Linked DNA regions of Homo sapiens: region 2 is linked to region 1. The links are chromatin contacts, found by Hi-C or POLR2A ChIA-PET in ENCODE. All regions are on one chromosome and are shown on one strand. Each heading gives the region's core, a stretch centred on a gene start or an enhancer-like site at or near the end of the contact. The rest is flanking DNA. Distances are from core to core; before and after follow the strand shown.

What was found. A loop is a pair of places that touch in the nucleus more often than their neighbours do. ChIA-PET counts read pairs that join two places held with the same protein, here RNA polymerase II (POLR2A). Pooled maps may share reads with other maps.
Region 2: a loop to region 1 is called in a pooled map, with 2.5 times the contacts of the local background. The contact joins two enhancer-like sites. A Hi-C loop is called at or near these places in 4 of 50 pooled maps. POLR2A ChIA-PET finds 5 or more read pairs at or near these places in 5 of 52 experiments (WTC11, activated B cell, activated CD4-positive, alpha-beta T cell and 1 more).

The regions. Positions count from the first base shown.
Region 1 is chr7:66,030,533-66,036,893 of GRCh38, reverse strand. LOC105375336 (a long non-coding RNA gene) reads left to right here. Exons shown (of 5, transcript XR_002956511.2): 3 at 5,358-5,394. Among named protein-coding and RNA genes, the nearest start is that of ASL, 42 kb to the left of the region's middle. Within about 2 kb of position 3,218, at least 3 of the 41 ENCODE cell types and tissues checked have a DNase peak (open chromatin) inside an H3K27ac peak, as active enhancers do.
Region 2 is chr7:66,437,905-66,445,024 of GRCh38, reverse strand. It overlaps the pseudogene RABGEF1P2. Among named protein-coding and RNA genes, the nearest start is that of LINC00174, 41 kb to the right of the region's middle. Within about 2 kb of position 5,101, at least 4 of the 41 ENCODE cell types and tissues checked have a DNase peak (open chromatin) inside an H3K27ac peak, as active enhancers do.

The sequences.
Region 1 (6,361 bases), core at 1,969-4,468:
CATTTTGTTCTGTTTATTCGGAATTCAGTTTCCGAATAAACTGAATTGTTTATATCCATTTAATTGACTCACCAAGTTAAGCAAATTTTACAAATTAAATGTCAACTAGAAAGTCAACTTCAGTCATCTAATTCATTACTTAAGGAAATTAAGTAACTGCCTGCCTGTAGTATAAATTTAGACAGTCTTTAAAATGCGTTTGGAGTATTTGCTTTAAACACATGTAAATAAAATAAGTACTATTCTAAGTCCTACAGGAGAATATGAAGTTTTTGTATAGGTAAGCAGTTTCTGGAAATCTGATTGCATGTGAACGTATTACATAATACTAAAGTGTGAGCTGTAGAGCAGACAGTTCCAGCTTTGTAGAGATCTACAGCTTGTACATTTATAATTGCTAGATGTGTCCATTAAGTTCTACTAGCTCTAAAACACTTTTGAAGACCTGGAGCAGTAGGTCATGCTTGTAATCCCAGCACTTTGGGAGGCCACGGTGGGGGGGGAATCACCTGAGGTCAGGAGTTCGAGACTAGCCTGACCAACATGGAGAAACCCCATCTCTACGAAAAATACAAAATTAGCTGGGACATGCCTGTTAATCTCAGCTACTTGGGAGGCTGAGGCAGGAAAATCGCTTGGACCCGGGAGGTGGAGGTTGCAGTGAGATGAGATTGGGCCATTGCATTCCAGCCTGGGCAACAAGAGCAAAACTCCATCTCAAAAAAAAAGAAAAAAAAGAAAACAAAACAAAACAAAAAAAACTTTTGGGGCAAATGTATTTTACATCCTCAATTATAAGTTACAGTAATTTTATTTTTAACTTTATGGCATTCTTTATTTTAGTTTTACATTTTCATATTCCTTAACTTCTTAGCATGAAAAATTTTAAACCTGTGAAACAGCTGCAAAAACAGTACCACAAATACCTGTATTATACTCATTACCTGAAGTCACCACTTGTTAACATTTTGATTTGGGTATTTGCTACCCTTCCCCCTTCCCCCTTCCCTTCTTTTTTTTTTTTTTTTTTTTTTTGAGAGGGAGTCTCACACTGTCGCCTGGGCTGGAGTGCAGTGTTGCCATCTTGGCTCACTGCAACCTCCACCTCCCAGGTTCAAGTGATTCTCCTGCCTCAGCCTCCTGCGTAGCTGAGATTACGGGCGCCTGCCACCACACCCAGCTAATTTTGTGTATTTTTAGTAGATACAGAGTTTCACTATGTTGGCCAGGTTGGCTTTCTTTCTTTCTTTTTTTTTTTTTTTAATTAGAGACACTTGAGCCCAGGCTGGATCTAAACTCCGGGCTGAAGCGATCCTCCTTTCTCAGCCTTCGGAATAGCTGGGATGACAGGTGTGAGCCACCGTGCCTGGAATTCCCTTATTTCTTTTGCACAGGCATGAGCTTTCTCTCCATACACAGGTGCACACACTTACTTTACTGAACCATTAGAGAGTTGTAGACAGCAGATCATTTCACCCCTTCTTGGAAAAGGGCATTCTATGTAGCTACAGTCGCCTTATCACACTCAGGAAACTTAGCGCTGATATATCTACTATTATTAAGATACAATGTAGGCCAGGTGCGGTGGCTCATGCCTGTAATCCCAGCACTTTGGGAGCTGAGACGGGCGGATCACTTGAGGTCAGGAGTTGGAGAGCAGTCTGGCCAACGTGATGAAACCCCATCTCTACTGAAAATACAAAAATTAGCCAGGTGTGGTGGTGCATTCCTGTAGTCCCAGCTACTTGGGAGGCTGAGGTGGGAGAATTGGTTCAACCTGGGAGGCGGAGGTTGCAGTGAGCCGAGATCGTGCCATTGCACTCCAGCCTGGGCAACAGAGCCAGACTTTGTCTCAAAAAAAAAAAAAAAAAAAAAGATGCAATGTAAACTCACATTCCTTCAGTTGTCCTAATAGTGTTCTTTTTCCTCCCAATTCAGGATCCAGTGAAGAACTACACATTGCATTTAGTTGTCATGTTTCTTTAATTTCCTTTCCTCTGGAAGTTTACTTAGCTTCTTTTTGTGACATTGGCACTGTGACAAATGACATTGATATTTGAAGAGTCTAAATCTAACCCAGTTGTTTTGAAGACTGTTCCTCAATTTGGAATTCTCTGATTATATCCTCATGGATAGATTTGAATTAAACATCTTGGGGCTGGATTGCTCTGAGGGATGTCTTTCTCATGCATCACATCATTATTGGTGCTGTGAAATTGGATAACTTGATTAAGTTGATGTCTGTCTGGTTTCACCATATCCTGTTGCCAACAACCTGTCATTTAGTGTGGTTACAGTAACTTCTCAAGGGTAAAAACTGCCTTAAAAAAAAATTCCACAACACATACAGCCCGTTTAGGACTTCATAAAAAGGTAGATAAGGTACCTCTTGACCTTTTGTTAAATAAAGAAGGGCCTAGCATACATTGGCATTTTGTCAGAGTATTTAGCTGGGTTAAAAACAATTATCTTGCTGATAAAAGAAAATCAATGAATAAATCAGTTTCTGTCAGCCAGAGTCTGCAAAATGCAGTACCTGTGTAAACATCGATTGTTCTCTTGATCCCAAAACACAGATTCATTAAAACTTATGTGAAAGAGAGTTTTCCTCCTTTATATTTGTTCTAGAAGAGGCAAAGAATGTTCTTTGGATTCTTACATTACAGTATTGACTTTTTCAGTGGCATAGTAACTTGGAATGGCCAAGGACAAATTTTCGCAGAGCGTGCAATATTCTGAATGACAGAGAAGGGGCAATGATTTGGAAATGAAATTGTAACGGTGCACCTGGGATGGATCCGTTGGTCCTGAAGAGAAACAATATTCATATTTTTTCTCCAGTTAACTATTCCAGGAAGGGATGTCTTAACGCCTCATATTTTGGAGAGCACAGGGAGTTATAACTCAATTTCAAGCAAAGATAGGAGGAAGCCAGTGGGCTGATTTCCTGATTAAGCAGGCAAAGATGACATGTGGTTTGATTTGTCATTTTCAATTTTAAATGAGCTCTGTCACATGCACTAATTATGCATTGTCTTTCCTGTGTTAGATTCCTTTCAAATATGATACTCTTTGTGACTTCAGTGTGTTTGTGGTCATTTGGGCAAAGCAGCACTTTTGTGAAATCGTAGCTTGAATCACTGGTAGCATTTGGTAAGCTTCACAGAGCTGATTTGATTACAGTGCTGACATCACTGTGCTGATGACCTAAGGCCTAGGTTGAGCCCTGTGTGAACCACTGTTGGTTTTGCTTTATTTATTGACTGGGAAATCAACTATCTGTTTGGCCCATGCTTTTGAAATCTTGGGTCATCATTTGCATCATCTCACTGCACTCCTGGTTTAAGACATACAGGGGTCTCTGTTGCACAATATGTCAAGCACAGACCCCTCTACCTGATTTTTCAGGATTCTGCATTACCAGTTTCCATTCATCCAGTCCAGTCTCATTTCCCACAACTCCATAGTTGCCTTCCACTTTATTTAGACTTCTTACTGTGTGACCTTGAGCAAGTTATTTAATTTCTGAACCTTGGCTTCCTGTCTATAGAGTAGGAATCATACGAATAGCTTCTACATCATAGGGTTTTTAATGACAATTAACTGAGATAATATCTTTTAAAAATAATAACCTTCCATTATGGAGATGTTAATACAAGTACCAAGAACTGTGCTAAACTTTTAAAATTTGTTGTCTCACTTCATCATAACAGTTTGATGAGGTAGGAGGAGCTGGTGGTAGTGGTAGTTGCACAGGTAGTAGTAATGATAACGTTGGTGCTTATTGAGCACTTAATATGTTCCGGGTATTTTACATGTTTCCAGTGAACCCTGTGAACAGTCTTACAAGGTTGATACTATAATTGCCATTTGATAGATAGGAAATTTAAGCATAATGAGATTAAGTAACTTGCCCAGATTCACATAGCCAAAGAATGCAAGAGCTGGATTGAAATCCAGGCCACACTTTTAGATACTAGTTTCATCCCATTTTTAGTTTAGAAGGAAAACTTAGGGAGTAATTAACTAAAACTCTCACAGCATATAAATGGCAGAGCTAGAATGTGAACCCAAATCTGATTTCAAAACTATATTCTTTGTCATACTCCACTGCCTGCAGACTGCTGAAAACAATGCTTTCTGATATGCTATTGTAGAGTGGATCGATTGTGATTTAATATACATCACATTGTTGTTTCTTCACTCAGGAAAGATGGCATATTGCCTGGATTAACTGTTACACAGGGAACCAGGCTTTTGGCCACTGCTTGCCACCCTGACTGTACCTGTTGAGTTGACGTAGGTGGTGAACACCCTGGGAGCATGGTGGATATTTGGCAGGATACTTGCCCATGGCTGGAATTCCCAGTGGTGACATTGGTGTTAAGTGGGCCATTTCTGTTGATTCAGCAGGAGGACGTGGCTGCCCAAGATGTCAATAGCTGATGGGAGGCAGATAATAATGGGGAGAGGACATGGCTGTTGGATGGGACAGCACTTTGTTCCCAAGTCTGCTCTGAAATTGCCCACAGCTAGCTAAACCATGTTGGACTTAAGACATTTCTCAGTTTCAGTTTTAGGTGGTAGTCCCCAAATTCTAAAAGCGGACTACTACATCTTGACAGGAATTCTTTTTTTTTTTTTTTTTTTTTGAGACAGAGTCTCTCTGTGTTGCCCAGGCTGGAGTGCAGTGTCGCGATCTCGGCTCACTGCAAGCTCTGCCTCCCCGGTTCATGCCATTCTCCTGCCTCAGCCTCCCGAGTAGCTGGGACTACAGGCACCTGCCACCACGCCCGGCTGATTTTTTTTTGTATTTTATTGATTGATTGATTGATTGATTGTAGAAACGGGGTTTCACCATGATAGCCAGGATGGTCTTGATTTCCTGACCTCATGATCCGCCTGCTTCGGCCTCCCAAAGTGCTGGGATTACAGGTGTGAGCCACCGTGCCTGGCCCCCAACTTGACAGGAATTATTATTATTATTATTATTATTATTAAGACGGAGTCTCGCTCTGTCGCCCAGGCTGGAGTGCAGTGGCGTGATCTTTGCTCACTGCAAACTCCGCCTCCTGGGTTTATGCCATCCTCCTGCCTCAGCCTCCTGAGTAGCTGGGACTACAGGCGCCCGCCACCACACCTGGCTAATTTTTTGCATTTTAGTAGAGACGGGGTTTCACTGTGTTAGCCAGGATGGTCTCAATCTCCTGACCATGTGATTCGCCCGTCTTGGCCTCCCAAAGTGCTGGGATTACAGGTGTGAGCCACAGCGCCCGGCAGATGGGAATTCTTTTACAGATATTTGATACCCAGAAAGGGGTGTGAGCCCAGACTGATAACTTACTTTTCTTTTTCAGGAAGGATGTCGATTCTGCGCTTCTCAGTAACTACGTGGTAAATTGAACTGTTACATTTTCCTCTCTGATAATTTGCCCTTTGCTTGTAAGATTGTTGAATTGATTTTGGTTAGAAATGACTGAATTCAGACTAGGTGCAATGGCTCACGCCTATAATCCCAGCACTTTGGGAGGCTGAGGCAGATGGATCACTTGAGGTCAGGAGTTCGAAACCAGGCTGGTCAACATGGTGTAACCCCATCTTTACTAAAAATACAAAAATTAGCCAGCTGTGGTGGCACGTGCCTGTAGTCCCAGCTCCTTGGGATCCCAACTGAGGTAGGAGGATCACTTGAACCTGGGAGGGGGAGGTTGCAATGAGCCAAGATCACGCCACTGCACTCCAGCCTGGGCAATAGAGCCAGGCTCTGTCTCCAAAAAAAAAAAAAAAAAAAAGGATGTAGTTGAATTTTCCACTTCAAAACAAGACATGTGGCACCATCTAGTGGACCTTGGAATAGTCTAAGCTTTATATGTTATACGTATACGTAGTACTTCAGGGAAGCTGGGAAGACTCTAATTCAGAGCAGGCAAATTTCAGTAAATCTCAAAGATTCTAGATAATCATTTGGGATGTAGTCATAGGATAGAAGCATCTATTTTAGAGCTGTTTCTGCAAAATTTCCCATTGAAATATTTATGCTTTTTCCTAATTATCACCCTTGATATATTTATATATTTATAATGCTTTTATACATTGTTATTTTAATCTTCAAATAGTCTTTTGGGTATTAACATTGTTATTTTGAAAGTGAGTTTAGTTGACTCACCTTTCTGAATAGTAGAAATTAACAAATTTATAATTTTTGGGGCCTAGGGTGGGGTTCCCAGGGAAAGGAAAAGAAGGAAAAAGATTGGTAAGACGGAAGATATTCCAGCATTTTTGCCTCCTATTTGGCACTAGCAAAACCATCTGATAGGCTCACTCCAGGTGTAGAAAGAACCATTTATACCTTGACTGTGAA
Region 2 (7,120 bases), core at 3,852-6,351, 410 kb before region 1:
GCCTGGGCTGCAGAGTGTGAGACTCCTCAAAAAAAAAAAAAAAAAAGAGAGAGATTGGGCAATGGAAGGCTTGATAATCATGGTCTACTTGCTATTCCTGAAATACAAGCTTTGTTTCTGTATTAAAAACATAAGGTGCAGCTTGGTCCAGTGGCTCATGCTTGTAATTCCAGCATTTTGGAGACTGAGGCAGGAGGATCGCTTGATCCCAAGAGTTCAAGACCAGCCTGGGTAACATAGTGAGATTCCATCTCTTAAAAATAATAATAATTAGCCGGGCTAGTGCCTGTAGCCCCATCTACTCTGGAGGCTGAGGTCGGAGGATCATTTGAGCCTGGGAGGTTGAGGCTGCAGTGAGCTGTGATCGTGCCACTGTATTCCAGCCTGGGTGACAGAGCGAGACCCTGATTAAAAAAACAAACAAACAAACAAACAAAAACGCAAGGTGACTTTAAGTTGAAGAGCAAGCACTTGCCATTTGAGCCCTAGCCAAAACTATGAACTGTAATGTGGGTGAGGTTGTTCTTTTCCATATTTCCTTCTTCTTCACTTCTTTCACCTTACACACTGAATCCCTATTGGCTGTTCAAACATAACTAACCTCCTCCCTGTGTACCAAACACCTGAACTGTCTCTCACTTTCCCCTCTCTAATCCAAACTTGTGGCCTCTTAATAGGGGTTGATTTTTAGGAAGCTTAGAGAAAAACAACAAAGTGTTGATTTTAGTAACTTGTATGGTCATAACTAGCTAATAGAATTAATCTTCATTTACATTTTAAAAGGAGATTTTTTTTCTTTTTTAAGCAAAAGTGTCCTTTGGAAAAGTATGTGTGGGAGGGAAGCATGTTGTAAGCAAAGCAATAAAGGAAATGAGTAGGGTTTTCCTGTCTTTGACTGGTGTACAGACCTCCAAAGTCAGAGGGATTGGTGTTATTCTAAAGAGTCTTCAGTCCTCTCTGGCTTACTGAGGTGTAGTTATAGCATAGTCAACAGCTCAGGGTTTGGATTTAAGTGCACAGACCTGGGTTCAAATTCCAGTCTTTATAAGTGACTGCAACATTATTCAAGTTACTTAACATATTCAAGCCTCAGCTTCCTCATTTGTAAATATCATAAGTGTACTACCTGATAGACTTGTGAAGATTATACAAAATAGCATTGTAAAAGTACCTAGTGCATAATAGACATTACCTATATGTAAGTTTATACTACCATTATTATTTTGTCAGATGGAATATGTATTATGTTTTTATTGGGTTGAGTGTTCTGTCAATGTCAGGTAGGTCAAGTTGGTTAATAACATCATTCAAGTTTTCTGTCTTTACTGACTTTTTAAAAATATCTCTCTGTCAATTACTAAGCGAGGATTATTGAAATCTCCAAATATCATTGTGAATTTGTTTCTCCTTTCAGTTCTATCAAATTTTGTTTTATGTGTTTTGAAACAGTGTTATTAGTATATACAAATTTAGGATTGCTGTGTTTTCTTGAAGAATTAACCCCTTTTTTATGATGAGATACCTCTCTGTGTTCTTGATAATATGGTCCATGTTCTTAAGTTTACTTTGTCTAACATTGGTATAACCACTTAAGCTCTATTTCATTGTTTCAGAGTATCCTCTTCCTTTCATTAGTTTTTAACATATTTGTATCTTTATATTTAAAGTAAATTTCTTACAGACAACATGAAGTGAGGTCTTGTTTTTTAATCTAATACGATAATCTCTGACATTTAATCAGACTGTTTATAGCATTTGTAATTAATGTGATTTTTGATAAGGGAAGTTTTACCCCTGTCATCTTGCTCTTTGTGTTTATCTCATCTTGTCTTAGTTCCTTTTCTCCTCTTTTCTTGCCTTCTTTATGACCACACCTTTACCTCCACTATCAGCTTGTTAGCTACACCTCTTTGTTCTGTTTTGTTTTGTTTGGTTTTTATTACCGGTTGTTCTGGGCTTTACAGAATACATCTTTAACTTACTTACCTTCAAGTAATATTTATACCACTTTACAGAAAAAAATTTTTTTAATAATAGTATTATACGACTTTACATATAAGAATCTTAAACAGGATTCTTATATTTCTTCCTCCCGTCCTTCGTGCTGTGGTTCTACATGCTACTTGGTGGTTCTTTCTCTCATCTTGGGTAGTTTCCTCATATGCATGTGTAGTACTCAGCCACACTCAAGGGAACCCTCTGCAGATACCTGGAGCTTTTTCTGTTAGCCCTCTCCCCTCCATAGCGTTTGCATGATATTTTGCCATGCAAATTCTGGTCACATTGGCCTCCCTGAACTCCAAATGCTATCTCCTCAATTCAGCAATTCAGCTAAGCTGTGTTTGAGTGGCCTCTCCCTGTGCCAAGACTTTAAAACTCTCCCAGCAGTGAGCTGGGACACTGTAGGACAGACTGTGTTTGTTTCCTGTCTTTCAGGAGTTAATCTGCTGTTTACCTGTCGTCCAATGTCTGAAAACCTTTCTTTCATATATTTGACGTTGCAGTTGTTAAGATAGTAGGGTAAACCTGATGCCATCAGATTATTCCGTCATGACTGGAAGTGGAATTATCTGACAGAGAAGGATTTTTGATAAAGATTTTTTTCCTAATCATACAGATGTCAGCACAATCTTTGGTTTTTTATTTACATAAAAAATATTTTAGAAAAGATGTTGCTCTTTTTGTTTTGAATTAGATTGTACCTGATTTATTTATGTGCTTAAAAAAATAGGTAGTATATCCAAATGACTCAAACGTAACAGATACGGTTAGAAGTTTCCTTTCTACTTTGTCTCTCGCCCATCTAGTTCCTAAGTACCACTGCTATTGTTCCCCTACTTTCTTTTTTTTTGAGATGGAGTCTGTCTCTGTCACCCAGGCTGGAGTGCAGTGGCGCGATCTCGGCTCACTGCAAGCTCCGCCTCCCGGGTTCATGCCATTCTCCTGCCTCAGCCTCCCGAGTAGCTGGGACCACAGGCGCCTGCCACCACACCCAGCTAATTTTTTGTATGTTTAGTAGAGACGGGGTTTCACCGTGTTAGCCAGGATGGTCTTGATCTCCTGACCTCGTGATCCGCCCACCTCGGCCTCCCAGAGTGCTGGAATTACAGGCGTGCGCCACCGCGTCCCGCCTATTGTTCCCCTACTTTCCCAGAACTTTTGTTATTAGTTTCTTGTGTATCCTCTTTCTGTGCTTTTATTCTAATTTATAAAAACGTATATTCTTACCCCACTACCCCGTTTTATATAAAACATAGCACAGTGTACATACCTTACTTTTTTTTTTTTTTTTTTTTGAGACCAGGTCTCACTCTGTCACCCAGGCTGGAGTGCAGTCAAACTCCTGGGCTCAAGCGATCCTTCTGCCTCAGCCCCTCCAAATAGCTGGCACTATAGGTACGCACTACCATGCCTGGCTAATGTTTTTACTTTTTGTAGAGAGCGCATCTCACTATGTTGCTAATTTATGTTTTTGCTTCCAATACATTTATGAGCTCTTTCCATATCAGTACACAAGAAGCATACTTTTTAATTTTAAAACCCTATGGCATTTTATTTTATGGATTAAAGGATAATTTATTTAGTCCCTCAGTGATGGCCAGTTATTTCCAGTCTTTTGCTATTACCAGTAATGCTAAAATGTACATATTTCATTTGGTACATGTAAGATTTTATTAGTAGAAAATTTTGGAGAAATAGAAATGTTAGGCCAGGCACAGTAACTCACACCTGTAATCCCAGCACTTTAGGAGGCCGAGGCTGGTGGATCACCTGAGGTCGGGAGTTCAAGACCAGCCTGACCAACATGGAGAAACCCCTTCTCTATTAAATATACACAATTAGCCAGGCGTGGTGGCACATGCCTGTAGTCCCAGCTACTCGGGAGGCTGAGGCAGGAGAATCGCTTGATCCCAGGAGGTGGAGGTTGTTAACTGAGATCGCGCCATTGCACTCCAGTGTAGGCAACAAGAGTGAAATTCCGTCTCAAAAAAAAAAACAAAAAACTCCTGAAGATCAAAGATTATAAGGAATTACTCTGAGAGCGAGACGCAGTGTTTTGTACCTGTAATTCCAGCACTTTGGGAGGCTGAGATAGGAGGATCATCTGAGGTTAGGAGTTTGAGACCAGCCTGGTCAACATGGTGAAACCCTGTCTCTACTAAAATACAAAATTATCTGGGCGTGGTGGGGCATGCCTGTAATCCTAGCTACTTGAGAGACTGAGGCAGGAGAATCATTTGAACCTGGGAGGCAGATGTTGCAGTGAGCTGAGATCCACTGCGCTCCAGCGTGGGTGACAGAGTGAGAATCCGTCTCAAAAAAAAAAAAAATTTAAGAAACTGTAGAATAGGTAGGTTAATATCTTTAAAACATACTTTCTGGCCAGATGCGGTGGCTCACGCCTGTAATCCCAGCATTTTGGGAGGCTGAGGCGGGCGGATCACCTGAGGTCAGGTGTTCGAGACTAGCCTGACCAACATGGCGAAACCCCATCTCTACTAAAAATACATAAAATAGCTGGGCATGATGGCACATGCCTGTAGTCCCAGCTACTTGGGAGGCTGAGGCAGGAGAATCGCTTGAACCCAGGAGGTGGAGGTTGCAGTGAGCCGACATCACACCACTGCACTCTAGCCTGGCGACAGAGCGAGACTCCGTCTCAAAAACAAAAAAAAAATACAAGAATTAGCTGGGTGTGGTGGCACTCGCATGTAATTGCAGCTAGTTGGAGACTGAGCCAGGAGAATCGCTTGAACCTAGGAGGCAGAGGTTGCAGTGAGCTAAAGTCTTGCCACTGCACTCTGGCCTGGGTGACAGAGCAGTACTCTGTCTCAAAAAAAAAAAAAAAATCAAATAAAACATACCTTTTTAAAAAATTATTTTTAGGAAATCATTGGGATATGGGGAACTTAAATTCCTTATAAACATTAGAGAGCATAGTTCAAAATCAGGAGGCTTAGAATGTGGTCAGAGACCAAGTGGTAGTTCATACTTTCTGAAAGCACTTACTGCCTGTTACAACATCCTTATCTCTCTTGTGTAAATGTTCCATTTTCCTTTCAGTGTGTTTATTTGAAGAGGGGAAAGAATTGTCTGCCCAGCCGGTGGGATAGTGTAGTGCATGTTTCCCTTGTCTCTTCATTTTATGCTTTGTCGTGTTCATCTTGCTATTAATACTTTGGATGCGTTCTTTCACTTTGATCAGTATGACTCACCAACGAAATGGTGGGTAAATAATTGTGAGTCTCCACATAAACACATTAACCTTTGCCTTTTTGTTAAGTAAAATGGGATTTGGAAAGGTTGTCTGACATTTATAAGTACCTAACATTTCAGTGCTTCTATTGATTGTTATTCTATTTGTTGACTAGTTTTATAAACTCCAGCAGTCTTTGAGAAGCCTAGTGGTGCCATTTCAGTGTTCATGATTGAATAGATAGATCAAAGCATGATAGATTTTGGCAAAGAAAATACTAATAGAACAACTTTTATTTCAGTAGGAATATCTTTTAGATAATGTAGTTTTGTCTACTCATACTTTCTACTTGTAAAACAGATTTAGTTTAAGGGAAGTTGTCCAACCACTCAAACATAAAATGATTTAAATTCAAGTTTAACTTTGATGAAACATAATTTAAATAACCTTAGGTAAGATACTTAAAGTAATTCCATGCATGGATCTTTTATGTCTTGAAACTTACTATGTTTAATTTTCCCAGCTGAAATTCAGGAAGCAAAAGCTCCCAGTCCTTCCATAAACCGGCAAACCAGCATTGAAATGGATAGAGTGTCTAAGGAGTTCATAGAATTTCTCAAGACCTTCTGCAAGACAGGCCAAGAAATCTATAAACTGACCAAGCTGTTTTTGGAAGGGATGCATTACAAAAGGGTAGGTTGAGAATAATCACATAGAAACATAGAGTTTTGGTTTGAGGAAAGGTCTTAGAGATAATATAGTGCAACCTTGTCATTTTATGCCTGAGAAAATCAAGACCAAGAGATGTTAAATTACTTACCTAAGAAAAGCCTCTGAATCAAGCTAAAACCCAACTCTTAGGCTAGTACTTTTCCACTGCAACTCAGTGGTGTTTGAATCATCTTTGTGTGGAAATTCTGACCTTGAAGCCACTTGAATTATGTGCTTTAGTAACAGGCCTTTTTGACTTGTGACCTTGTAAATAGTATAAACTGCCATAGTAGACCTTTAACTCTGTGCAACCATTGTTAGGCCAGTGGCAGTAATTTTAAGGGTTGTTGTTGTTGAATTCTGTTTTGTTTTTTGTATTTTGATTTTGAATTTTTTCATTCAGTTAGAGAAAGGACAGATAGAATTTAGACAAGAAAGGGACTTTAGCAGCTATGGAGTTTCAGTCCCTTTATTTTATAGATGAGGAAGTTGAGAGCCCAAGAGGATAAGTGACTTGTCCAGGTTACACAGCTAGATTTTGCCAATGTCAAGTAGTTGTGACTTCCACACCTGTTTCTTTTATCCATAATTTCTGACCCATAATTTCAGTGGCAATAATTCATGAGACTCCCTGTAAAGGAAATCATTTTGTAAATAGGGATTAATTCTGTTGTAACATTCTATAACCATTAAACTCAGAATTAGCTCCAAAAGTTCCTTCTATGCAGTAAGGAAGTCTTAGAAAGAAAAAGGAAATTAGAAAAGCAGCAGGGTGTTTAACTGTTTAGCTATATTCTAGCTGGGGTCAGCAATCACTAGGCTAATAAGCAGTGGACTTGTGTTGAAATAATTTTTAGATATTGAATTCAGTTTGTAAAGGAGAAAAGCTTGCTTTCTTGCCCTTCAGAAATGTAATTAGACTGTGTAAGTAAGTAGCTGTCTTTCTCTAGATATTTTTTCTCTCTAGAGTAAAATATTTGGAGTTAAAACAAGTGAGCTGTTATTGATTTTTTTTTTTAAGTTAGGAACCATGATAGATATCTTAATGTGGAAAAATTCGGAGTTCATGTGACATACATCTTTCATTTTTATCAGAACTAAAAACTGAGGTTTTGTATTTATTCTTGAGCCCACCTGAAATGTTGACGGGATAGCTATACTAACTTAGAATATGTATACTGTAGTACTTAAGCATATATGCTGTATAATAAT